Regions from separate parts of the Homo sapiens genome. Here region 2 is linked to region 1. A link is a loop called in an ENCODE intact Hi-C map of the cell type or tissue named here. Cell type or tissue: endothelial cell of umbilical vein. All regions are shown on one strand. Each heading gives the region's core, and the rest is flanking DNA. Links, peaks and the distances in the headings are about the cores only.

Region 1 (12,407 bases), core at 2,717-10,716:
TAAATATAAAGCCCCAAACCATAAAAACCCTGGAAGAAAACCTAGGCAATACTATTCAGGTATATAGGCATGGGCAAAGGTTTCACAACAAAAATGCCAAAGAAATTGCAACAAAAGCTAAATTGACAAATGGGATCTAATTAAACTAAAGAGCTTCTGCACACTACTGCATAAATAAGTAATCTTATTGTGTAAATATACTACTGATTATTCTTTTGTACTGCCACTAAATCAACTGTTTATTGTATTTATTATGTCTCTGAAGTATTGTTTTGGCCCCTGTAAATATGTTCTATATATGATAAAAATTAAATGATAACTTATTCAATACCGAAATTTTCCCCAAAATGGTTTCTTTATTTATACATTTTGAATATTTACTGTCATGGAAAATTATATTTCAAAGATAAAGGGAAGAGTGAAAGGACTTCTGATTGTGACGGTGTGAATAAGCAGGTGAATCTTCACTCCTCCCAAAACACGTGTTTAGCTGGGTAAAATTGTGACAGCAACCGTGGCAGCACTTTTAAAATCAACAATGGCAAGCAACATCCTGAGGTGTTTATTTATGAAAAGGGAGAACAGCTGATCTTGGCTGAGGCTCGCCACCCTCCCTCACCTCACCTAAGGCCACCGTATCTTGGTCCCATAGTAGTTTCACCACAAGTTCGCTGCAAAAATCATCAGATTGCTGATATGAGAATGAGGAGACTTGATTTGGTGCAGAAAATGAAGATGCAGTTTTGCTAGCCTAAAGATGCTGTCTTGGTAGGGGCAAGTGTTGACTTAATAAATACTTATATACATAAAATACTTGCATAATATAAACTCTTCCCAATGTTGAGGTATGATGCTTAATTAAGTTACAGAATGTTTTTGTTAACATTATCTTCTTCTTTGTTTAGTCTTATTCCTACAATGTAGTCTGCAGTATTCCAGCCCAGAAAGAAAAGCGATGATTTGCTTAAGTGAGAAGAGCAATACTTAGGACAGGGATAGAATATCCTGTCAATTTTGAGAAGAGTTCTCAGAATCCACCTGAGACAAGGTCCTCTGTTTCCAGAATGACATAGAAATGAGGGAGTACAAATGTGATCTTGCGTATTAAAGTACATTAAAAAATCTGATTGATGGTAGATCTTCAGTGAATTTTGCTTTGTTCTTCTCCCTTTTCCCAGTTTGACAAATGGGCGATATTATTATCCCTTTAAAACAAGTGACTGTAATGTCTGGAAATTTTTTGGCAAATTATGAACTTGGTTCTCTGATGTATACAAACCACTGTATATTTAAAATCTACTACTGATACAGAGAAATATTCTCAGTCAAAACAAAGAAGTTAAGCAGGGCCCAGCCCTGCAGAACCTGGCTTTTAAACTTTCAATCTCCCCCCTGCCTTTTTTTTTTTAACATTTTTAATATCTTTTCTGAATTCCAATAATCTCAGACAACCCCATATCCACATATAAGTATACAATTTATTATAAAGCCAAATATATTACATAGAATCCATATTCTACAACTTCAGCTCTTTTTAAGTTTTTGTGCCAGTTTCACCTCTAGTGTTGTCCAGTGATGAATGTTCTAATTTGTAATGAAATAGAGAAAACCTTAATAAATAATTTGTAGAAGATTATGTATTTTTCCTTATTTGTATATTTCTATTTAAGGTTGATATACAAAATCTTCAAAGTAGGCAATTTAAGGCATAGTGCTAATGAAGAATGAAAAAATACACAGATGATATTGTAGTCTAAATGTTACTACCTAACTTGAGAATATTTGATCCAAGTAACACAAGCCATAGGCCATATAATTTAACTGAGATTTTTCATGGCATTCTGCTCTTCAGACTTTTTTCCCTAATAGATAACATGTTATAATTCAGTAAGGAAGCATATTGCAGTGGGGCAGATACCAAAAAAGTACTGAAGCCAGATTTGCATAGGACAACGTTATTTTAGTTTTGATAAAGTTAGCTCGTAATATTTAACTGACAATCTCAACTTCTGGAAGCCTTCTGTCCTTATAAAACCAGGAGAAAGCCTCTGATGATATAATATTTTGCATTTTAGAAATGTGAAACAACCAGTCATTACAGATGATTGGAAGGAATAAAACAGTTAGAAAAATACTATGTTCAGAATTCTTAGGCTTTACGTAAGACTATCTGAAAAGGTAAAATTGCCTCTGGCTACATTCCCTAGGAAGAGCGTGGAGTACATGAAAAGTGCTTTATAGTCATGAATTAATCGGCAGTAACTTCTCTAAATAATTCTTTTTGATATTATTCTCATTCTATAAATAAAACATTGTCCCCGAGAGAGAAAGAATTCTGTCTTGGCCCAATAGTAGATCAGTAGGAGGATCTTAATAGGATTCTTAGAGAGGTTAAGTGGGCTGAACCTTTCAAACCAGAAATGAAGACCAGGACATTTGGGAACGTCATACTTTGTGGTTGAGATTAATTTACAATTGAATGGTTTTAAAAGTCATTTCTAGAATATAAAATTATAGCATCTTTATCTACCTGTTTGTTTGATAGCAAAGCTACCAGTGATTGTGCCATGGTTGTATTAACGTCAAATAATTTATTAGGCTTTTGCTAAAGAATTTTATTTGAAATTTTCAAGTTGTTTGGAGTTCAATACAGACTAAAAATAGTTTTATTCATTCTGTACTTTTTTATATTTTAATATTTTCTATTTTTTTCCTATAATAGTTCCAACATAATAGGATTTTATAGTTTATTTAATGAACTCGAATTGCTGATCAGTTTACAAGTACTCTCTGTGTAGATTCAGATGAAAAGTTTGATGTTGAATATAAATGGATCAAATATATGGAATAAATCTTACCACATTTACTTTTAGTTAAACAAAATATAAACAAGAGATTATTCTCAGAAAGAACTGTTTTCTAATTAATATCCTGCAATGTTACTTGAGCCATCTATAAAATGGATATAATGGTACCGTAACCTGACATCTGTTTCAAAGAAAAAAAATTTGAAAGCACATAGAAAGAGCTGGGAAAAAATCCTAGCTTGAATAATGTGTTACCCAAAGTGTTATTCATTTTAACATTACTTGAGGGTTAGTAGGTTTGTCAGCCACTTTATTACAAGTAATAAACCGATTCCCATTTTAACTTATTAGAAAGATATATTTGCATTTTGGCATTTTGGTGAAAAAATAATATACTCTAGCCGTGTTCATTTTATTTATATCGTCATTAACAACTCAATGAAATAGAGCCTTTAGCATCATGTATTGAAATTCATACATATTTGTATGTTTTATGTTCATACGTTTAAGCGAATATTAATGTTCACTAAATTGAAACTGAGAGATGCATCGTTTGAAACCCATGAATATTCATGGACTTTCCTGATTTATTCTTTGGGTTTTAATATAATATTTGAGAAAACAATCAAATTTTATTCTTCTAAATATTCATACTTGAATTATAGGGTAAAGTGGAAAGTTGCTCATATTTCTTATACTGAGATGTGTGAGCTTATAAAAAATAAAAGGCAAACTTGATCTAAGGGTATCATATTATAACTACATATGTTGATTTTAATAATTTCTTTCAGGGTCTTTTTGCTCTAAATTAAGAATGGCACACATTTTGGTCCAGTTCTGTGATATTGCTGTTGATCAAGGGCAATGAAATGAATTCGACCAGGAACTTCTGCTTTTATGCCTTTATGAGATGATTAAGGAATTGATTACCCTTCCTATAGAATGAGTTTATGCCTTCTTACTATGGGGCATATATTAGAAAAAAGCAGAAATAGCTATTTTTCCCCCAAGATGATCTTAATGTAGAAACAAGAAGTTAGGCCATGTTTAATATATAATTCCCACCAGAAGCCGGAAACTAAATAGAGGCATATTATTAGTCAGACTGTATAAATGGAATGCAGGGGAGGGGCATAGTTCACCATCACATGAATTCAAATGTAGTGAAGGTTTATTTGTGCCTTTCTCCATCTCCTCCTAAATATGTAAGTATATGCAATAAAACCCCCTTTGCATAATTAATTGTGATGTCCTTCAAGAAAGTAATTCAGAAGCGGATGAAATTTCTTTCTTTTTTTTTTTTTTTCTTTCTTTTTTGAGACGGAGTCTCGCTCTGTTGCCAGGCTGGATGGAGTGCAGTGGTGCAATCTCGGCTCACTGCAACCTCCAACTCCTGGGTTCAAGTAATTCTCCTGCCTCATCCTCCCGAGTAGCTGGGACTACAGGTGCATCATGACACCACGCCCAGCTAATTTTTTTTTTCTTTTTTTTTTTTTTTTTGAGACCCAGTCTCGTTCTGTGGCCCAGGCTGGAGTGCAGTGGCGCGATCTCTGCTCACTGCAAGCTCAGTCTCCCAGGTTCACGCCATTCTCCTGCCTCAGCCTCCCGAGTAGCTGGGACTACAGGCGCCCGCCACCGCGCCCGGCTAATTTTTTGTATTTTTAGTAGAGACGGGGTTTCACCGTGTTAGCCAGGATGGTCTCGATCTCCTGACCTCGTGATCCGCCCATCTTGGCCTCCCAAAGTGCTGGGATTACAGGCGTGAGCCACCGCGCCCGGCCCTGAGTTTTGCATTTTTAGTAGAGATGGGGTTTCACCATGTTGGGTAGAATTGTCTCGCTCTCTTGACCATGTGATCCGCCCATCTCGGGATCACAAAGTGCTGGGATTACAGGTGTGAGCCACTGCACCTGGCCGAAAATGTTTTTTAAATTCTGTGTGGAAGGTCTCAAAGTTACATGTTTAAATTTAATGAATGTGCTTTAGTGTTTTCTGCAAATTGTATCCAAGATTTTTAACATTATTATTCCTGGTGAATTTATACAACTGGAGGAGTACATGTAATTAATGAACACAATAGCCTTACAAAATTAAAGGAAAATAATTTTCTGAAACTTTATGGTTACAGGGCAAATCAGGTAAATAATCTCTTGTTAGTCCTGAGTTTGACGGCTTAAATAGAGTGGCATCGTAGAAGCAGGCAGAATTTCACAGTCATCTAAGCACACTGTATTATTTTGTGCTGAAAGATCTGAAGGTCAACATGTATAGTCATCGAGTTGAGGCCATCCATGTGGGGAAGCACAGCCGGCACTAGGTCCTCTCCCCAGATGCTCACTTCTCCACAGTTCACACCAGCTTGCACACTTACATTAGGAAATTGTGTTTCAAATTTAAACCACGCTTTATTTTATTATTTCCAATAATATAGCGCAAAAGGCCAGGCATCTTCTCCATTTGATATGACTGTGTGATAAAACTGAGAATTAATATTGTATTTATCTTCTCTCTTTAGCCTGTAATAAAGTGGATATTGCACATACCTTGAACCAAATTTGTTTTTGGATAGAAAATGGAATCAAATTTGGGGGTCATCCTTAATAGCTTGTATAATATAGTTTGACATTTTAATATGGCAGGTAGGAAATTAAACACAAAGTCCTTTCTATGATGGCATTCTGATAATTTAAATAACAGACATCACCTAAATTATTATCTTGAAGGCTGTGGCATTTCAAATCCATTGTCATTTTAAATTCTCTGAGGAATTTGGAAAGGTGGGTATTTGTTTATTTGTAAATATTACAGTGAAAGGTTGTATAGCGTTTCATTTAGCTCTGTGTTAGCTATGAATTTAAAAAATCACAGAAATGTGAAGAGCCCCTTTGAAAGTTTTCTTGGGTTAAACATCAACACCAAATGACCTATTAAATATTATTTCATTGATTAATTCAGATTAGACTAATCTTTCTGTAGAATGCCTCATCTACTTTTTTATATTGCTAGTTCAAATGTATTCTGTCAGTATACAAAAGATTTGTAAGAAGATAAATCACTTTAGAATGAATTCAGTCTGTCCCCTGAGAAATGTAAAGTTAAATAAGTGAAGAACATATATACAGGCAGTCCTTGACTATGGTTAGATCTACAAGTTTTTAACTTTATGATTGTGTGAAAGCGATATGCATTCAGTAGAAACAGTACTTTGATTTCTGAATTTTTACTCTTAATCTTTTTCTGGGCCAGGGATATGCAATACTTTCTTGTGGTTGCTAGACAGTGGCAGGGAGCCGCAGCTCTCACGCAGCCATGAGATCACATCACCAGGGGAGGCAAGCCAGGCTCTTCAGTGGCCTGTGTTGCCAGATGATTTTGCCCAACTGTAGGTGAAGGGAAGTGTTCTGAGCACACTTGAGGGAGGCGAGGCTAAGTTATGATGTCGGGTAGGTTGGGTGGATAAATGCATTTTCCACTCGTGATATTTCCAATTTGCAAGTTGAGGGGCATCTATACTTAGAGAGCAAATGCATTTGCCTTAATTTTTAAGCCTGAAATCCTTCAATTTTCTTAGTTATTTTCTATGCACATTCATTGAATCTACTTTGCTTCCAGCAAATGCATTTTCTTGGGACCACTAGGTGGCATCATATCTGTTTTTAAGGTTTTTAGTGTACCAGTGACTTTCACACATTTCTATTCTTGAAGACTTTACCAAGAGTTCAGATGACAAGACAACTCTAGGGGAGGGAGGAGCTGGGATATAATTAGAAAGTATAATCTAGATCCTGAAAAAAAAAAAGGGGAACTACTGATAGTATAAAGAAAGTTTTGGTCTTTTATATCTGTTCCTTTAGTAAAATATCAATGCCTTATTCCATATTGTGGTATAATATGAAAGAAATCTCTATGTAAATAAGTTAAATTATTTTAATATCTTGCGTAAAAGAAAAAACACAAGCTAACCATATGAATTTTGCTTGGAAAAAAATCTTTTTACAGTGTCACTGGTATTTATATTTTTAGCATTTGTTAAATACTTCCTATTAGAAGACGGGTGTACGTTGAAGTTCATATAAAATAGATAGAAAAAAAGTTATCACCTTCTATTTCAGTGGAGTTTATAATCCCTTGAAGGAATAATATTTAATGGATAAATATACTATGCACCTCAAATAGTCATATATTTTAATAAAAATATAGTATATATAATATAGGTCTTGGCAAAATGAGTTTTGTTTCAACAAGACAAAATACATGGAAAGTCACATTACATTTTCTACAGATCCACCATGTTACCACAATGTAGGGTGAAAATGCATGAGATATTGGGACAAGACCTTTCAGATGTTTCTCCCTCACTCCTGCCAGAATGCTAGGTCTCCCCTAGTCCTTAAGGAGGTCCTGCTAGTGCACTGTGGGGAGGGGATAGGAGTAGAAGGGGAGGGCTTTCTAGATAGGGAGGAGCACTCCATTCCTGGTTCTCCCACCTATTTATTGAGACCTTAGAAAATTACATAACTTCTTACATAGAATTCAAGTATCTTCACTTGTAAAATATGACAAAATAATACTAATCTCACTGTGTTATAAAAGTAAAAGTGGTATTAGTAAGGATTTGGGCAGAATAAAAGGTATAAAAAGTGGTCCATTCATATTGGAGAATTACAGCAGAGTTTAATAAGGGGACTAAACAGGCAGAGTGTAAGGAAACCACAGGGGATAGTGCAGTATCCCAGCACAAGTATGGCGGGGCTGTACCACCTAGACGGAGCCACCTGCAGGTGTTCTGTCTTGGTTGAGGGAAACAGTAATTCTGAGACAACCAGGAAAGAAACCAGGGAAATATATTCACTGATGTTTATTTCCTCTCTTTTGTCTTCTGGTGAGGTTATCCATTGATGGACCCCTAAGGCAGTGAGTTCCAGGAAACTCTGATATAGTCCTACAGATTATTCTTCAAGGACACATTATAGTCTCTAGAAGGTCAAAACAGACCTGGTGATCAAAAAACATGTCCATCTCACTGGTGCCAGAGATATCCTTCTAATGTACAATTGGACCATCCCAGCACCCTGCTTCCAATTCTTCTTTATTTTATCCTGGTAGCTCACAGGAAAAAAACCATAATGCTTAATTTAGAAAAAGACCATTTATTATCTAGCCACTGCCTCCTTTAAGTTCTCTCTCCTCCAGCTATGGGGAACTCTCCTTGATACCTCAAGGTGCCATGTCATGTCCTGCATTTTCACCAACCACGCTTTGTCTATGCTGCTCCTCTTCCTAGAATGCAATTTTCCTGTTTCCTATTCAACTAACTCCTGCTTATATTTCAAAACTCAATTCACCAAGAAGAAATTCTCATATTAAAAGTTGGATTTATATGCTCTTTTTCAGCGCACCTATAATACACTCTGTTTGCATCTATCACAATATTAATTATATCATATTGTAGTCATAGGTGACAGGTCCTTTCTTACTAGACCTGGATTTCTCCAAGGAGAAGACAGTGTTTTATTTTACTCTGTATCCTTAGCACCTTGAAAAATATATATATATCTCATATGAACTCAATGGTTATTGAATGAATAAATGAATGTGTAAAAAGCCTAGTTCAGTGCTTTCCATAGTAGGTACATCACGTGCTCATGTGATATAAGCTGGCATCCAGTGGGGGTGATAAAAAGGAAAATGCCTCAAGAACTCACGAATCCTTTCAAACTGAGATATCCCCTAAAAGTCAGACTACAAGTAAGCTGGAATTTGCTTTCCATTCTCTCTTCCCAGTCTACCTTAGACTTGCAAAAAATTGGCATGTAATTGAAAACTATTTCAGAACATCTGTCTCAAGATGTGAAGATGCCATGAAGCTCCTAAAGTTTATAAGCCTCTGCAGACAGATAGTAATAACGGCTTATGGAGAAATCTGCGAAAATCATCTATTAGGGCTCTACGGTATTTCATTAATTTACACTGTCAAGAGAATTACATTGCTCAACCTTCATAATAAAGGAATTATAGAAATTTCAAGCAATAGTAAACTCATAACCCCAAATCTCCTCAATATAGTAATTATGAATTCTTCCAAACTAATTAAACACTAAATATTCCAACCCAAACATACTTGTGAGTGTGTGAAATTTTTGCAACGGATATATTTAGTGGAATGGATATAAGTATGTGTGTGTGATGAGGTGTGAGTGTGTATATATACACACAAATACATATAGCCATTTTTTTTTTCAAAATTGTTAATGGAGCTCAAATAAAATGCAATTGTTTTTCCAAGCCAAAATGAGTATAGAAACATGAGAATCAGCTAATGGACTGGTATAACTTGCCATTTAAACCCAAACTGTTTACTATTAACAACAGGAAAATTTTTAATATATATTTAGTTTTATTTCACAAAATTTTTATATCTGTATCTAATTAGCATAGTTCTGCAGATTACATAACATTTGGAGGACTTGCATATAAAAAGATGACTTAGGAAAATTCCAAAAGATGGTTGAAAGTACACAAATTTTGATATGTGCAAGAAATTATCCATAGTATTTGTGCTAGGCTGAATAATGTCCCTCACTCCCCCACAATGATGTCTATGTCCTAATTCCTAAATCGTGTGAATATTACTTTACATGGAAAAAGAGAATTTGCAGATGAAATTTAGGATCTTGAGATGAAGAAATTATAGTGGATTATCTACCTCAACTCAATGTAATCACAGTGATCCTTGTAAGAGGGAGGAAGGAGAATCAGACTCGGAGAGAGAAGGTGCAAGAATGGACCAGAGGCCAGAGAAGAGAGAAGACGATACTCAGCTGGCTTTGAAGATGTCAGAGGGGCCCTGAGCCATGGATTACGGGTGGCATCTAGAAGGTAGAAAGGGCATGAAGACAGATTCTCCCATAAAGGTTCCAGAAAGAACCAGCCCAGATGACCCTTTCATTTTAGTTCAGTGAAACTCATTTTGAACTTCCACCCTCCAGACTGTAAGAGAATAAATTCATGTTGTTTTAAGTACTAAATTTGTGGCAATTTGTTATAGCAGCAATAGAAAACTAATAAAATTTCCAAAGGCTTGGTTATAGAATTAGAATACATTGTATATCCCGTATAGCATTTATTATACTTTGTTTTCAGTCTCTTGCCTCTAATTAGATTATAATAGTCTTGAGGCCAGGAATTGCCTTATTTGTCTTTGTATCCAATGCTCTTGTTACTTAGAAGAGCTCAAGATATCTTGTCGAACTAATGCCTGGATTCACTGAATGAGCTGAATCAGTGCATTGCTGCTACGTGTTTTGAATTTCTTAGAGCAGGGGTCCCCGGCCCCCAGGTCACTGACAGGTACCAGTCCATTGCCTGTTAAGAACTGGGCCACACAGCAAGAGGCGAGGAGCAGGCAAGGCAGAAAAACTTCATCTGTACTTACAGCTGCTCCTGATCCCTCACATTACTGCCTGAGCTCTGCCTTCTGTCAGATCAGCAGGCGACAATAGATTCTCCTAGGAGCACTGATGCGGTTTGGCTCATCAAACCATATCTCACCAAAGATCTTACCTGGAATTGTAATCCACAGGTGTCGGGGGAGTGGCCTGCTGGGAGGGGATTAGGTGATTGAATCATTTGGGTGGACTTCCTCCTTGCTGTTCTCCTAACAGTGAGTGAGTTCCCATGAGATCTGGTTGTTTGAAAGTGTGTGGCACTTCCCCCTTCGCTCTCTCTCCTGCCGCCGTGTGAAGAAGGTCCTTGCTTCCCCTTCGCCTTCTACCATGATTGTAAGTTTCCTGAGGCCTCCCAGTCATGCTTCCTGTTAATCCTATGGAACTGTGAGTCAAACCTCTTTTCTTCATAAATTACCCAGTCTCAAGTAGTTCTTTATAGCAGTGTGAGAACGGACTAATTCAAGGGCCAACCCTGTTGTGGACTGTGCATGTGAGGGATCTAGGTTGCTTACAGCTTATAAGAAACCAATGTCTGACGATCTGTCACTGTTTCCCATCACCCCCAAATGGGACCGTCTAGTTGCAGGAAAACAAGCTCAGGGCTTCCACTGATTCTACAGTATGATGAGTTGTATAATTGTTTCATTATTTATTACAATGTAATAATAATAGAAATAAAGTGCACAATTAAAACCATCCTCCTTCCACCCCTTGCCCCCCATTTGTGGAAAAAGTGTCTTCCACGAAACCGTTCTCTGGTGCCAAAAAGGTTGGGGACCACTGTCTTAGAAACATGAAAGCAATATCTATGTGATAGGGCTTCCAATTACTTGTGTCCCAACTTGATGTTACCAGGGGCCTAAGGAAAAACATATTCAGTAAAAATAAATGCATGTTAAGCAGGAATATGAGCAGATTCATAGTTTTGTTCTTCTGTGTTTTATGCCTTTTTTAAAGAGCAAATATTTGGAATTTGGCAAAATGAAAATTTATCTGAGAACTAAATTTGATTATTATCCGTAATTACTGTAATTTTGGAATCATGTATTTGAAAATGATGTGATGTCAGACAGCTCAGCTTCTCATTCCATGTTACAGTCTCTCCAACATCATGCTTGGTGGTAGTGTGATTTAATCACCAAAATATTTGGAAATGCAGATAAGGTTTCCTCAGACCAAGTCCTTTAATATTGGATCTTGATCCTTACTTTCCAGTTGTGTAGGGTTATGAGGAATGACGTGATCTGTAATATCCTCTCCATTTCCCAAATCTCAGACTTTATATGAGCAATGACAAAATCATTCCTAAGTGGGAAAGGTTGAAAGAGTAATTTGGCAAATGACACAGTTACTCTAGGTTGTGTTTATTGTAGTATAATATTTCAGTGATATTTTTAAATGGAAGGCAGAATAGCTGAGGTAATTTTTCAATTATAATAATTATAACAACAATATTGATGATGAGTTTTTTTGTAAATATGTAATGTTTCTATTGTACTCTTTTAGTACACAAAATGTTATCAGGTGTTGTTTTTATTGTTGCTGGTTTAAAAAGTAAAAACTTTCCATACTCAAGGTGCAAAGAAATCACCTCAGAAGGTGACATTTCACTAATGACTCCTCTAAGAAATCGACAAAGATGGATGTGGTACCTTTATTGATGGCCCCTGAGAAACATGGTACTTTCAAAATGACATTATAGCTACACACAAAAAAAGCTGTGTTTGCTTTTGCTTACAGGAAAGAATGTTACATACCTTAATTACATAGTGCATATTTTATCTTAGTTTATAAATTCTCACTTGTCTTCTATTTAAACATAGAGAGTTAATTATGCTATTTACTAAGATCTAATAACTTCAACATTATGACTTAATATTATGCAACACCTTACCTGAGAGAATCTCAATGAAACTTACACACGCTTTACTAATGAAATCTTGCCACTCCCTTGTGGATGGGGTTCAGTTTCAAGGCTTTGTGTTTATAAAATGTGTAGAGAGATGTGAGTAAAATATGTATGGAAGTGTCAAGCCAAGAAATCCAAAATTTGAAATACAATTCAATCTCTATTGCTAATATATTGACACTTACTTAATGTGAAATATTTTTCTTGTAGGAAACAATCTCAGGGCTTTTCTATTCCCATAAA
Region 2 (12,407 bases), core at 1,712-9,711, 64 kb after region 1:
AAAGACAAAATAATACCCATTACTATTAGTAGAAGTAGATTACAATTGACTACTTTAATATTGGTCAAACATATTTAATATACTATCAGCATCTGCAGAGTGATGCACTTATGTATTAAAATGCCATTGATCAAGGTGATAATTAGGTGTTGAAAAATTTAAGCATATTGTATTGTCAAAACCAAACAGTGATTTCATTAATGTTATAAGCTCTTAATTGTAGTGCCAGTGTTCTCTTTATGGAATCCTTATTAGTAAGGATAATTTGCCAATAACATGTCTTCCTACACGTATCAATCAGCAGTACCACTATTTCATAGATGTGAGCCTTTACAGAGATTAGTGAATAAATTTATACTAAGTCAAAAGGTACTTTTGGTATCAAACTCTTTTAGCACTGGGCTTGTGCTCATGGGGTGGTATGATAGCACACAACTGGTCTTTGTTGTTTGGCTACCTGCTTTGAATAATGGAAAGTGACAGCAAAGAACAGAGAACTAGCAATGGCTTCCCCTTAAAGACCTTCCTATGAACTATCTTTAAGTGTTGGTATTAGCTAATGGTCAATAATTAATAATACAAGCAAAAGTGTTTGCTTTAGAATCTTCTTCGTTGCTATTAGAGAAAAACAATGTGCTACTTGTGTTCTGTCCTAGATGGGAGAGGCATTCTTTAGAAAACAATTAAAATAAAATGCAAAAAAGCCTGAAGACTAGACTAAGTCTAGATGATGTGAGAGAGTGGATACTTACTTTTGTTGTGGAATGCAGAGAATAAGATGAGTCAATGCTATAAGATTGCTAGTCAGATTACTTACAGATTGAATTTCTAAATATGCCTAAATGCTGAGTCAAACTGTAGTGTATTTCCCTTTCCATGTACATTAGTGGTTCTCTTATTGGTCTGTTTTAAGTCTGATAACATCAGCCCTGGCTTGTAATCTTATTTTACTTTTGCCATTCAGCCTCAACAATAGTTATTAGTTAAATTTCTTTATGAATATTTTACATGTTGGCTTTTATTGAAAAATTCTAATTGACTATTAATATTATAAAATATTGAAATATGTGTGTGTATTTACAAAGCCTTTATCATATTTTTTAAAGCAAGCTTGTCCAACCTGCAGCCCACACACCACATACAACTCAGGAGGGCTTTGAATGCTGCCCACCACAAATTGGTAAACTTTCTTAAAACCTGGGATTTTTTTGGTGAGTTTTTTTTTAAAGCTCATCAACTATCATTAGTGTATTTTGTGTGTGTGGCCCAAGACAATTCTTCTTCTTCCAATGTGGCCCAGGGAAGCCAAAAGATTGAACACTCTTGTTTTAAAACCTTGGTCTTATAATTTTAAAAACCTTAATAATAATGGTTTGATATTTCTTAAATTATCCCCAATGAGAAACTTTGACAATGTTTATAAAATGTATTTTCAGATCATATGTGTGGGTGTCTGTGTGTATTTCAAACCATATATTTATATATTTTAAAATACATGTGTATAGGTAGATATAGATAATATAGATATAGAAAGCAAGTTTAGACATTATTTTTATGATCCCTACTGGGGGCAAAGCAGATTTGGGGAGAGTGAGATTTATCCAAATTTAGTATTGCAAGAGTCAACCTCAAGCCTTTGGTATGCATGGAGGTGCTCATTCAGAGATCTAAATCATCTGTTATTATGAAACTCTTTTTCTTATCTTTTTCAAGAAGAACTGGGAGAAGATTTATTTGGAAATAGTATAATTTGTAACAACAAAACATTTTGGAAGAAGATACTGTAACTTTCACAAGAAATGATTTGACTTTAGGAGAGAAGCTGAGTAACTTTAATGTAGATGGGACAATTAACTTTTCTTTGCATTCTACTTGGTCAACTGAGTGACCATCACAAACCAGCTTGTGACGGTTGGTGCAAAATTTTTTTTTCACTTGTATTATCTAATTCCCTGCCTTTCTTTATGAATTGCAACTAGCTAAGAACTAGTTTATAACAACTAGCTAAGAAAAACTAGCTAAGAAAAAAAATAAGCAATGATGCAATCAAGTATAGATTAATGTAATTAATTGCTACTTTCTCTGAATTTAAAAACAGAGCCACAGATAGTGTAATGGGACACAGAAAGCAATATATGACTTCTACTTTTTCATTGGATTGAATGAGTACAAAGAAAATTTTGTATGCTTTGAATTTATATAATTTTATATGTGAGATACAGCTAAAGAAAAAATGCTTTATTTTTCAAAATATATTGAGTTTTCTGTTAAGCAAGACTCTAAAATTTAAGAAAATTATCCAAATGTTACTATGCTTGTGAATATTTATATCCACATCCTCTCATAAGCACTTGGTTATTCTTAATCTTGTTATCTGGAGGCTTTGATATTATACAGCAATAAAATATTGTATGCACCTGAGAAATTATAATAATAATAGTCTTCAGTGCAAGCATTCATGAGACTTATATTTTGGGTAAATTACACTAACTTAGAGAAAGAAAGTTGCAGAGATATAAATTATTCAAATGTTAATTAAATTTTTCTTAGTTTATCATCTGTCTTTGGAAATGGAAGCAATATTTATCATTATTCTCTTTACCTCACATACTAATTTGGACATGGGCCATATGAATCAGTTAACTATGAAACTGTTTTATTTAAAGAAAGCTAAATATGAATTATTTTGGAAAATGAAGAACTTTATTTTAAATGTGAAAAATTAGATCTAAATATATTAATTAAAACCCTTTGAAATTTAAAGTATTAGATTTCTTAAAATAGAGAGTTTTTTTAATTTAACAATTGCTTATCTCAAATGAAGTTCATATGTGTGAAAAATTTCAGAAATTATTGTGATTCAGTAATTAGCTATTTGTAAACACAGTTCTGGAACTGTAGATGATATTAATAGAAACTTATTTTTAAGTATTTAATTTTGCTGTGATACAACACAATGGGCTTATATATAAACTTCAGATAACCTCATTTATTTATGATAATGATGCAGCATTGCATAATATCTTTCCAATGAAAAATTTTCAGCTGAGCTTACCAGATGTACTTTAAAAGCATGCACATATAGTCAGTAGACTCAAAACTTATTCCTATGATACATAAAATAAAGCATATTTAAGATTATGGACCCTAAACTTCTTACAGTGAAATTTGAATATTATAAAAAAGCATACACTTCTGATATGAAAATTTATCTTCATTCTTCCCTTTAGACCTAACTTTCAAAATATGTAGCTATACCTGAAGTGTAAAGGTTATGCTTATTCCAGGGTTCTTACATTCAGGAAATTTATAAAGTTTTAAGAGCATTAGATATTAGCAGGATTGTGTTGCCATAGCAACCTGTATCCACGAACAAACTCTCTAAATATCTAACCTAAAAGACATCGATGAGGTCAGTGCTATGAGATGTGAAACAAAGCCAAAATTATTCACACAGAATTCCAGAAAGTAGTCATTAGTTGTAGGTACATATTTTTGTCCCTCTTATTTAGAACTTGAATTGCTTGATATTCAATTAAATCAAATGACTTGTTAATCACTTTAACAAATGCTTACTGATATGATTTGGCTGCGTTCTCACCCAAACCTAATCTTGAATTGTAATTTCCATAATCCCCATATGTGGTGGGAAGGACCCTGTGGGAGGTAATTGAATCATGGGGGCCATTTCCCCCATGCTATTCTCATGATAGTAAGTTCTCATGAGATCTGATGGTTTTCTAAGGGGCTTCCCCCTTTGCTTGGCACTCTTCTCTCTCCTGCCACTATTTGAACAAGGACGTGTTTGCTTCCCTTTCTGCCAAGATTGTAAGTTTCCTGAGGCCTCCTCAGAAAACGGGAACTGTGAGCCAATTTAACCTCTTTTCTATATAAATTACCCAGTCTTGAGCAATTCTTTATAGCAGCATGAGAATGGACTAATACAGTAAATTGGTACTGCAGAGAGTGGGGTGCTGCTATAAGGATACCTGAAAATGTGGAAGCAACTTTGGAAGTGGGTAACAGGTAGAGGTTGGAACAGTTTGGAAGGCTCAGAAGAAGGAAAATAATGTGGAAAAGTTTGGAACATCCTAAAGACTTGGAAGGTCCAGAAGACAGGAAGATGCGGGAAAGTTTGGAACTACCTAGAGACTTGTTGAATGGCTTTGACCAAAATGTTGATAATGATATGGACAATGAAGTCGTGGCTGAAATGGTCTCAGATGAAGAGGAAAAACTTGTTGGGAACTGGAGTAAGAGTCATTCTTGCTAAGCTTTAGCAAAGAGATTGGCGGCTTCTTGCCCCAGCCTGCCCTAGAGATCTGTGGCACTTTGAACTTCAGAGAGATGATTTAGGGTATCTGGCAGAAATTTCTAAGCAGCAAAGCATTCAAGAGGTGACAGTGCATGAAAGTTTGAAAAAGTTGCAGCCTTACAATGCGATGGAAAAGAAAATCCTATTTTCTGAGGAGAAATTCAAGCTGGCTGCAAAAATTTGCATAAGGAGGAGCCAAATGTTAATCCCTAAAACAATGGAGAAAATATCTCCAAGGCATGTCAGAGGTCTTCACGACAGCCTCTCCCATCACAGGCATGGAGGCCTGGGAAGGAAAAATGGTTTTGTGGACTTGGCCCAGGGTCCCCATGCTGTGTGGAGTCTAGGAACTCGGTGCCCTGCGCCCCAGCCACTACAGCCATGACTAAATAGAGCCAAGGTACAGCTTAGAGAATGCAAGCCCCAAGCCTTGGCAGCTTCCATGTGGTGTTGAGTGTGCAGGTGCACAGAAGTCAAGAACTGAGTTTTGGGAACCTCCACCTAGATTTCAGAGGATGTATAGAAATGCCTGGATGTCCAGGAAGAAGTTTGCTGCAGCGGCAGGGCCCTTATGGAGAACCTCTGCTAGCGCAGTGCAGAAGGGAAATGTGAGGTTGGAGCTCCCCCAAAAAGTCCCCACTAGGGCACTGCCTAGTGGAGCTGTGAGAAGAGGGCCAGTGTTCTCCAGACCCTAGAATGGTAGATCCACTGACAGCTTGCTTTTCTTCACATGCCTGGAGAAGCCTCAGACACTCAATGCCCGCTAGTGAAAGTAGCCAGGAGGGAGGCTGTACCCTGCAAAGTCACAGGAGTAGAGCTGCCCAAGGCCATGGGAGCCCACCTCTTGCATCAGCACACCATGGATGTGAAATATGGAGTCACAGGAGATCATTTTGGAACTTTAAGGTTTAATGACTGCCCTATTAGATTTCGGACTTGCACGGAGCCTTTAGCTCCTTTGTTTTGGCCAATTTCTCCCATTTGGAATGCCTGTATCCCTATTGTATCTATTGTATCTAGGAAGTTACTAACTTGCTTTTGATTTTACAGGCTCATAGGTGAAAGGGTGCTTTGTCTCAGATGAGACTTTGGACATGGACTTTTGAGTTGATCCTGAAATGAGTTAAGACTTTGGGGAACTGTTGGAAGGGCATGATTGTGTTTTGAAATGTGAAGACATGAGATTTTGGACGGGCGCCAGGGACGGAATTTGTGGTTTGGCTGTGTTCCCACTTAAATCTTATCTTGAATTGTAGTTCCCATAATCCCCATGTGTTGTGAGAGGGACACAGGAAGAGGAAATTGAATCCCGGGGGTGGTTTTCCCCATGGTATTCTGGTGATAGTGAGTAAATTTTCATTAGATCTGATGTTTTTATAAGGGGCTTCCCCTTAGCTCAGTTCTCATTCTTCCCTCTCTCCTGGTGCCATGTGAAGAAGGATGTGTTTGCTTCCCCTTCTGCCATGATTGTAAGTTTTTGAGGCCCCCCACCCATGCTGAAATGTGAGTCAATTAAATCTCTTTCCTTTATAAATTGCCCGGTCTCAAGGATATCTTTATCAGCAGCATGAGAACAGACTAATACACTTCCAAAGCATCTACTTTGCATTAACTTATTCATTCGGGATTGCGGGACAGAACTAAAATGAGATTTTTAGATCTCTTCATCCAGTTAAAGAATCAGCTACACATCTGGGCTACTGTAACCTAAATCAGAATGTGATGGCTGCCAACTCTTTTGTACTATGTGCTCACATAGAATGATGTGTATCAGAGCCTAGTGAACAGGCTCCATTGAGATGATGACAGGCACTTCTAAGACAAAGACCAACGCAGAGGCCAATATTTGCAATGAATAGGTGTCAGGTTTATTGGAGATGAAGAGAAGGAATGCGGTAGGTAGGAAGAGGAGATAAGATTAAAGCCACTGCATAATGCTGGATGGTAGAATTTCTTAAATGTTATGCTAAAAAGTTTTGAGCTTTTGGCATGGAGCATTTAAAAATGGAAAGATAGTAGCAAAAAAAAACCTTGAAAATCCTCCACTATTCAATAAAAGACCATTGGTTACAAGTAGGAAGGTTTATTAATGAGCAGATAAAAGTTCGAGGTTGGTCTGGAGTACTCAGGGATAGGAGGAAAGAATTGAAAGGAGATTTTAGAATTTGGATGTGGATGAATAAAGAGCAGGGAACTGAGGACGTTGCTGACAAATTGATCTATCTGGTTTGGTTTTCAGATCTTCTATATTGAAAAACATTTGAATACTACTTTGGAGCTAGGAGTTAGTGAATTTGGCATGGAAAGGTTTGGGATTGATAATTTGGAAACATTGCCTTGTGGTAGACATGAGAAATATCTGTCCAGATCCTAGGAGAAAGAGGATGCTGATCTGGGAGTCTCTGTGTTAAGGTGATGTGTAAAAAGGTGGGAGTGAAGAGAGACAAGAAGCTATACCCATGTGGTCACCTACATCCCAGGCAGGGTGGGGGAAAGGATTCTGATTAGGGGATTGAGTGTCAGTAATTACTCTATATCCACAGCCTTTAGGCCATGAAACAGATATTTTCATATGCCTGTAATCTTATCTCTTCAACATGAAGATTGATGATAAGATTTACAATATTAACTGTACTAATAAATAATGTTACATGGGCACTAGCAAAGGGAATTTCTTAGATTAAAAAATGAATTCAATAATTAAGATTTGCTGTTTAGCATTTTATGTTATTGAACATTGAAGTAAAAAAATTGTTTATATTTTCTTCCAAGTAAGTGATGGTGCTGCTCAATTTTTAAGTGCAATTTGGTAAAATAAGGCACTTAATTTATATTCTCACCAGATAAATGTTCTGAGTTTTCTAGATATACAAACATTATCGATAAATATACCCACTCTAATTCAAATACAATGATAATATGGTGTGCTGGGTTTCACTCACAGATTGACTGATTATTATACTCAATTGAGCACTAATTCTTGTACTCAATAGAGGATTGGTGTTACGTACATTTGACTTGTTCAGTTTTTAATACCAGAGATAGATATTTATAGAATCCATTTCTATTAATAATCCTGCCTTTAAGTTTAATGTATTTTATTAATCTTTGGGTCTAGAAGCATAATCCCATCTCCATTTGCATTCAGTGCTATATGCTATGTAACTATACATGACTTCATCCACTCATATTCATGTGTGCTTAGGAAATCTGACTTTTTTTTTTTTTTAGTCTTAAGAGGAATAGGAATATGTTGCTTTATTTTACAAAACATTCAATACTGGTTGATACAGTAACTTGTCTGAACCTGATTTTGTTTGTTTGTTTGTTTAATATAGCTGATCTTAGAAATTTAGTATAGGATGGTTTTGGTAAATAAACCATTCGACTGTAGCAATGGACTAATGAGATAATTGAGGATAGGTGTAATAAGCAAGGGATCCCAGAAGGAGGCGTAATTGAATGTGGCTTCTTAGAGTCTTGCACAGGGAGGCATAGTTACTGCAGATTTCGCTCATGTGGAGTGAGGATTCCCTCAGTTTTGAAAATCTGTTCTTTGCACTTTCAGCAGAGGTGTATACATTTCTTTTGGTAAACCGACCGCCTGCTTTCCTATGTCTGACTGCATGGCTGCCCACACACCAAGCACAAGTAATGGAAACAAAATAATCTCAACATATTTATGTTGCAAGATTCAATTGGGGGAATTCTAATTTCAAAAAGTATTACTCAACAAGTCCAGGGTCCAAGCAAATCTGAGATCCACTCCTACATAAACACATAACATGTAACACATGAACACACACACACACACACACACACAAAACCTCCAAAAATATCCATCGTGATTTTCTAAATATAATTTCTCTTATAAGGCATACTTCCTTAATGAGTTAAGAAAAATAATTGAGAGTCAAGTAACTGAAGAAATTCAGTTACCTCAGGGCTCAGGCATCCCAGGTGCTCTGAGGCTGGCTGAGTAACAAATGGCTGCCGACCTCCTCCAAGGTGAGAGGATTTATTTCAGGCTTAAAGTAGCCTGAATCCTATGGAAGGAAATAGGATTGGAATGTTAAGAAACTGGAGTGGATGTTTTAAATCCTGAAATGTTTCTAAAAATGTGACTTTCTGACCCCTAGTTCTGGAAATGCTACCTAGTGTTCTGCCTTGGTCTTCTGCCACTGTGAATTGTTAGCCACGAGAAGGTGCTGGATGTCCCTGCATAGCCTGAACGTGCTCCCCAGGAGACTAGAGCCCTTGCCTACCATTGCAGTGAATTCCTCAAGGGACTGGGAAGGAAGGTATCATGTCCTCTCTCTGTTTTGGGAAGCAGCCTTGGGGAAAGGGCCCTGGCAGAGAGGCCCTCAGGTGTCTGTGTAGGTGACAGGGCAGGGTTAGGTTTTGAGCAGGGCAGTGACAATGGTGGTGCTTATAAGCTTTTGGGCAATAACTAACCTATACCAACATATATTAACATCTATCAAATAAATTAGAGATTCATTTGCTAATCATAGGAAACATATCAAGACCAGACTCTATTTTAAATGAGTAAAAGTCACATGCAGATTATGTAGGTTCACAAGGAGTTGGCAAAATAAAAGCAAGCTTGAACCTGACTACACATCTCCCGTAGCTCCAGGAAATACAATGAGCCCTCAAAGGCAGGCAACAGCCACGTTTCTTTTCAGCCTAGGTGGCACAAGCTGAGTGTGAACAGGGGGTGTGGATGGGTCCAGTGGCCTTTTCTTGGCCATGGGAGGAAGAGCCCTCTTGCTGGCTGGGCCCAGTAGAGACTCACCATTTATCCAAATTCCTCAGGCTACCATGAAAGGATGGCCAAAAAGCCCTCTCTTTTGGACCAGCTAGACATTGTTCTGACTTAACAGGAGTGGCCAGGCTTTCATAGGCTGGGTTTCCCAGACGCAAGTAACATACTTCTCCTTTAAACATGCATTGCTGGAATCCACCTTTATACTTTAAATGGGGAATTGGCGCCTCATTTCTAGTGGCTGTGTTACAATCAAGCTGCATAGCCAGCTTTATGTTTGAAGCCTTATTTAATTATCTGTCTCGAAACCAAAGAAAGCATAACAAAGTAGTATGTGATTAGACAGGCCAGGTCTCAGGAGGGGATCTTGGAAACCCCTAGCAAGAGCCCAACCTTGGTGATGTTACTGCTCTATAGGAGAGGATGGGGTGTCTTACTTTGCTTGGGCTGCTGTAACAAAATACCATGAACTGGGTGTCTTAAACAACAGACATTTATTTTCTCACAGCTGAGAGGCTGGAAGTACAAGATCAGGGTGGCACTATGGTTGGGTTCGGGTGGGAGCTCTCCTCCTGGTATGCAGACAGCTGCCTTCTCCCTATGGATTCACATGGCTTTTCTTCTCTGTGTATGAGAACAGAGAGGGAGGGAGGGAGGGAGGGAGAGATGGGGAGGGAAGGAAGGAGAGAAAGATGGGGAGGGAAGGAGAGAGGGAGAGGGAGGGAGGATGGAAAGAGACAGAGAGAGATTGAGATCTTTCTCTTCTTATAAGTCCACCAGCCGTCAGATTAAGACCTCACCCTTATGAACCTCATTTAACCTTAATTACCTCCTAAAAGCCCTATCTGCAAATATTGTCATTTTGGAGGGTCAGACGTCAACATATAAATTTTGGGTGGAAGACATAATTAAGTCCATAGCAATGGGGAAGCTATGTTTCAATTTATTGTGTTTTAGAAAGGTAAAAACACTTTTTAAAGTACCAGTTTTCATTACCTTAACTTACCATTGAATATTACATTAAATCTAATTAGAATCATAAAGTTTCAGTTCCTATAAATATTATTTCTACACATGCACACCTTGAAAAGATGCTAACTCTTTTAAAAGTTATTCACATTTTACATCAGCAGAAAATGACAGTATTTTCTCTTTAAAAAATATTTTTAAGGCAACCACAAAATGCAGGTGTAGTTGCAACTAAATAGGATGACTGGTGTATGGAAAGACTGATTTCACAGGTGATTCCAGGCAGCCTCATACAGAGTTTTTTCCTAAGGTTTTTATTCTGTTACTACCACCCATTACAAATATGAGAAGTACAGAAGGTAAAAGATAAGTAAATGTGGTTTATTCTGGATTTTTAACCAATAAAATTTTTTGCTACATACAGAGGGAGAAAGCTCTTTAGCGTCTTACATACGGAGTGTCAATAATCCTCATGCAGTCTAGATGACATATTTTAGACTACTGTTATCAAATTGAGTGATTTAGGATAAAGTCTGGACAAGCCGTAGTGGTGTTTTTTGAAGCTGGTCTTACTCTCTTACAATCTGTTCCTCATCAACTAAGGCTTAAAAAATCCTTTGGATGTATTAAAAATTCTTACCTTCCCTACCAATAGGAGTTTGGGAATACGTGATAATCAAAGTAGGATGCAGATATAAAACTACCCTCATGCTATGTTTATCCAAATAGAAAATGGCAAGTTACCGTTACTAATATCCTGTTTCTTTTTCTTTGTGTTGACTCAGGAGAGTTAAATGTGCTGTAAATCAGGAGACTGATGTAGACTGTCAGTCTTTCCTCTGAGTCACATTCTGTCAGCCACCATTTGCATTCATCAAAAAGGGTCTTGATGCTAAGAGCAGAGATCCCATCTTGAATTCTGCAAAGAACAAAGTAAACATAAATTTCAAATGTAGAGTCATGATTTTAAAATGGTCAGCATGTGCTGCCACAGAGAAGAAAATTGCTTTTCAAAATGGTAAAATATAGATATTATTGACATATCTGTCTCCATCAGCATTTATTGGAGAACAGAAAAAAGATTTCAAATACCTATAGCTGAGATGTTATGTGAACAAAAGTTAAAGTGCAGGAAAAGAACAAAACAAAATCTATTGTCATCTAACTCTCTATCCTTTATAGCATCTGAGAAATAGATTTCCCCTAGTACAATAAATTGCTTCAAAATGGCTAAAGTAACTTTGCTTATTAGGCACTTTTGGGAGTCTTACATTATAACTTAGCCAATTTACAATTATTCTGAGGCTAATGGTTTTCCAGATATAATTACCATTCATGACTGCTCTTTGCTTATTCCTTTCCTTTTTTTCTGTTCTGCATTTTGTTCATTCTTTTCACCCTTCTACCAGGTGCTCCGTGGGAAGGGAGAGAGGCAAAGAAAGCAGACCCCAACATCTAGCAAAGAATCTTTCATGTAATGACTCTTAGTAAAGTTGCTGTCATGAAAAGATAGCCCCTCAATGGGAGCTATTGGACTTGGTCAGGAAGACATTTTACATTACTGACAAAAATGAGATTTTAAACATATATTTAAATAATCTTTGTGCTTATCATTTTATAAACCCGTGTTGTCTGATGCAGTAGCCAATAGCCACATTGGCTATTTTAATTTTAATTTATGTTAAATCAAATAAACATTTCAATTTTGAGCCTCACCAGCCACGTTTTAATTGCAGAATAATATTTAATGCTTCTAAATTGTATTTCTAAATATTTACATATTTGAAAAATACTCATAAAATACCCTGTCAGTCATATTATTATAGAATATTTTCATCATCATACAAAGTTCTATTGGATAGTACTAAATAGATTAAAAGTTGATCTGTGTATACAAAGTTCTTACGAGTATTTCTGGTGTAAATGTATACATAAAGATTTATGTCCACAGGTGACTGAAAGAAAACATGGAGAGTGGTATAATACCAACATTTGTTTTAAAAGCTTTTATGATTTTTTGTTGCCCTGTGTCACAAGAAAAATTATAAAATTTTTTTAAACAAATTGTATCATCAGTGAGAAGGGGTTATAACATGGTGTCACTCACCCAAAGTCACTGAAACTGAGGTAGGAGGCAGGACTTGACTCCAGAGGTGGGACTCAAGACACCAGACCAGATTGAGGAGTACCTAAAACAGGGCCAGGGCAGAAGCAGCTTTCCAATCAGACACACCTAGCAGTGTGCCATGTCAATTTATCATTGCCATGGCAACACCTGGGAGTTACTACCCCATTCCTTAGTGATGACCCAATGAACCAAAAGCTACGACCCCTTCCCTAGAAATTTCTGCATAA

Evidence for each region. Peaks named below come from ENCODE experiments on the same cell type or tissue, not always from the same donor. Only the 100,000 strongest peaks of a DNase experiment are listed, where the experiment ranks them.
Region 2: a loop joins it to region 1, with 7 times the contacts of the local background. A loop is called at or near these places in 2 of 110 quality-filtered maps.

The regions. Positions count from the first base shown.
Region 1 is chr18:70,925,976-70,938,382 of GRCh38, forward strand. No RefSeq gene overlaps it. Among named protein-coding and RNA genes, the nearest start is that of GTSCR1, 280 kb to the left of the region's middle. In endothelial cell of umbilical vein, for the core only: a CTCF peak has its summit at 6,422 (motif pointing right); a DNase peak (open chromatin) is centred at 6,466.
Region 2 is chr18:70,990,918-71,003,324 of GRCh38, forward strand. No RefSeq gene overlaps it. Among named protein-coding and RNA genes, the nearest start is that of GTSCR1, 350 kb to the left of the region's middle. In endothelial cell of umbilical vein, for the core only: a CTCF peak has its summit at 7,757; DNase peaks (open chromatin) are centred at 5,594 and 7,764; H3K27ac peaks cover 2,112 bases.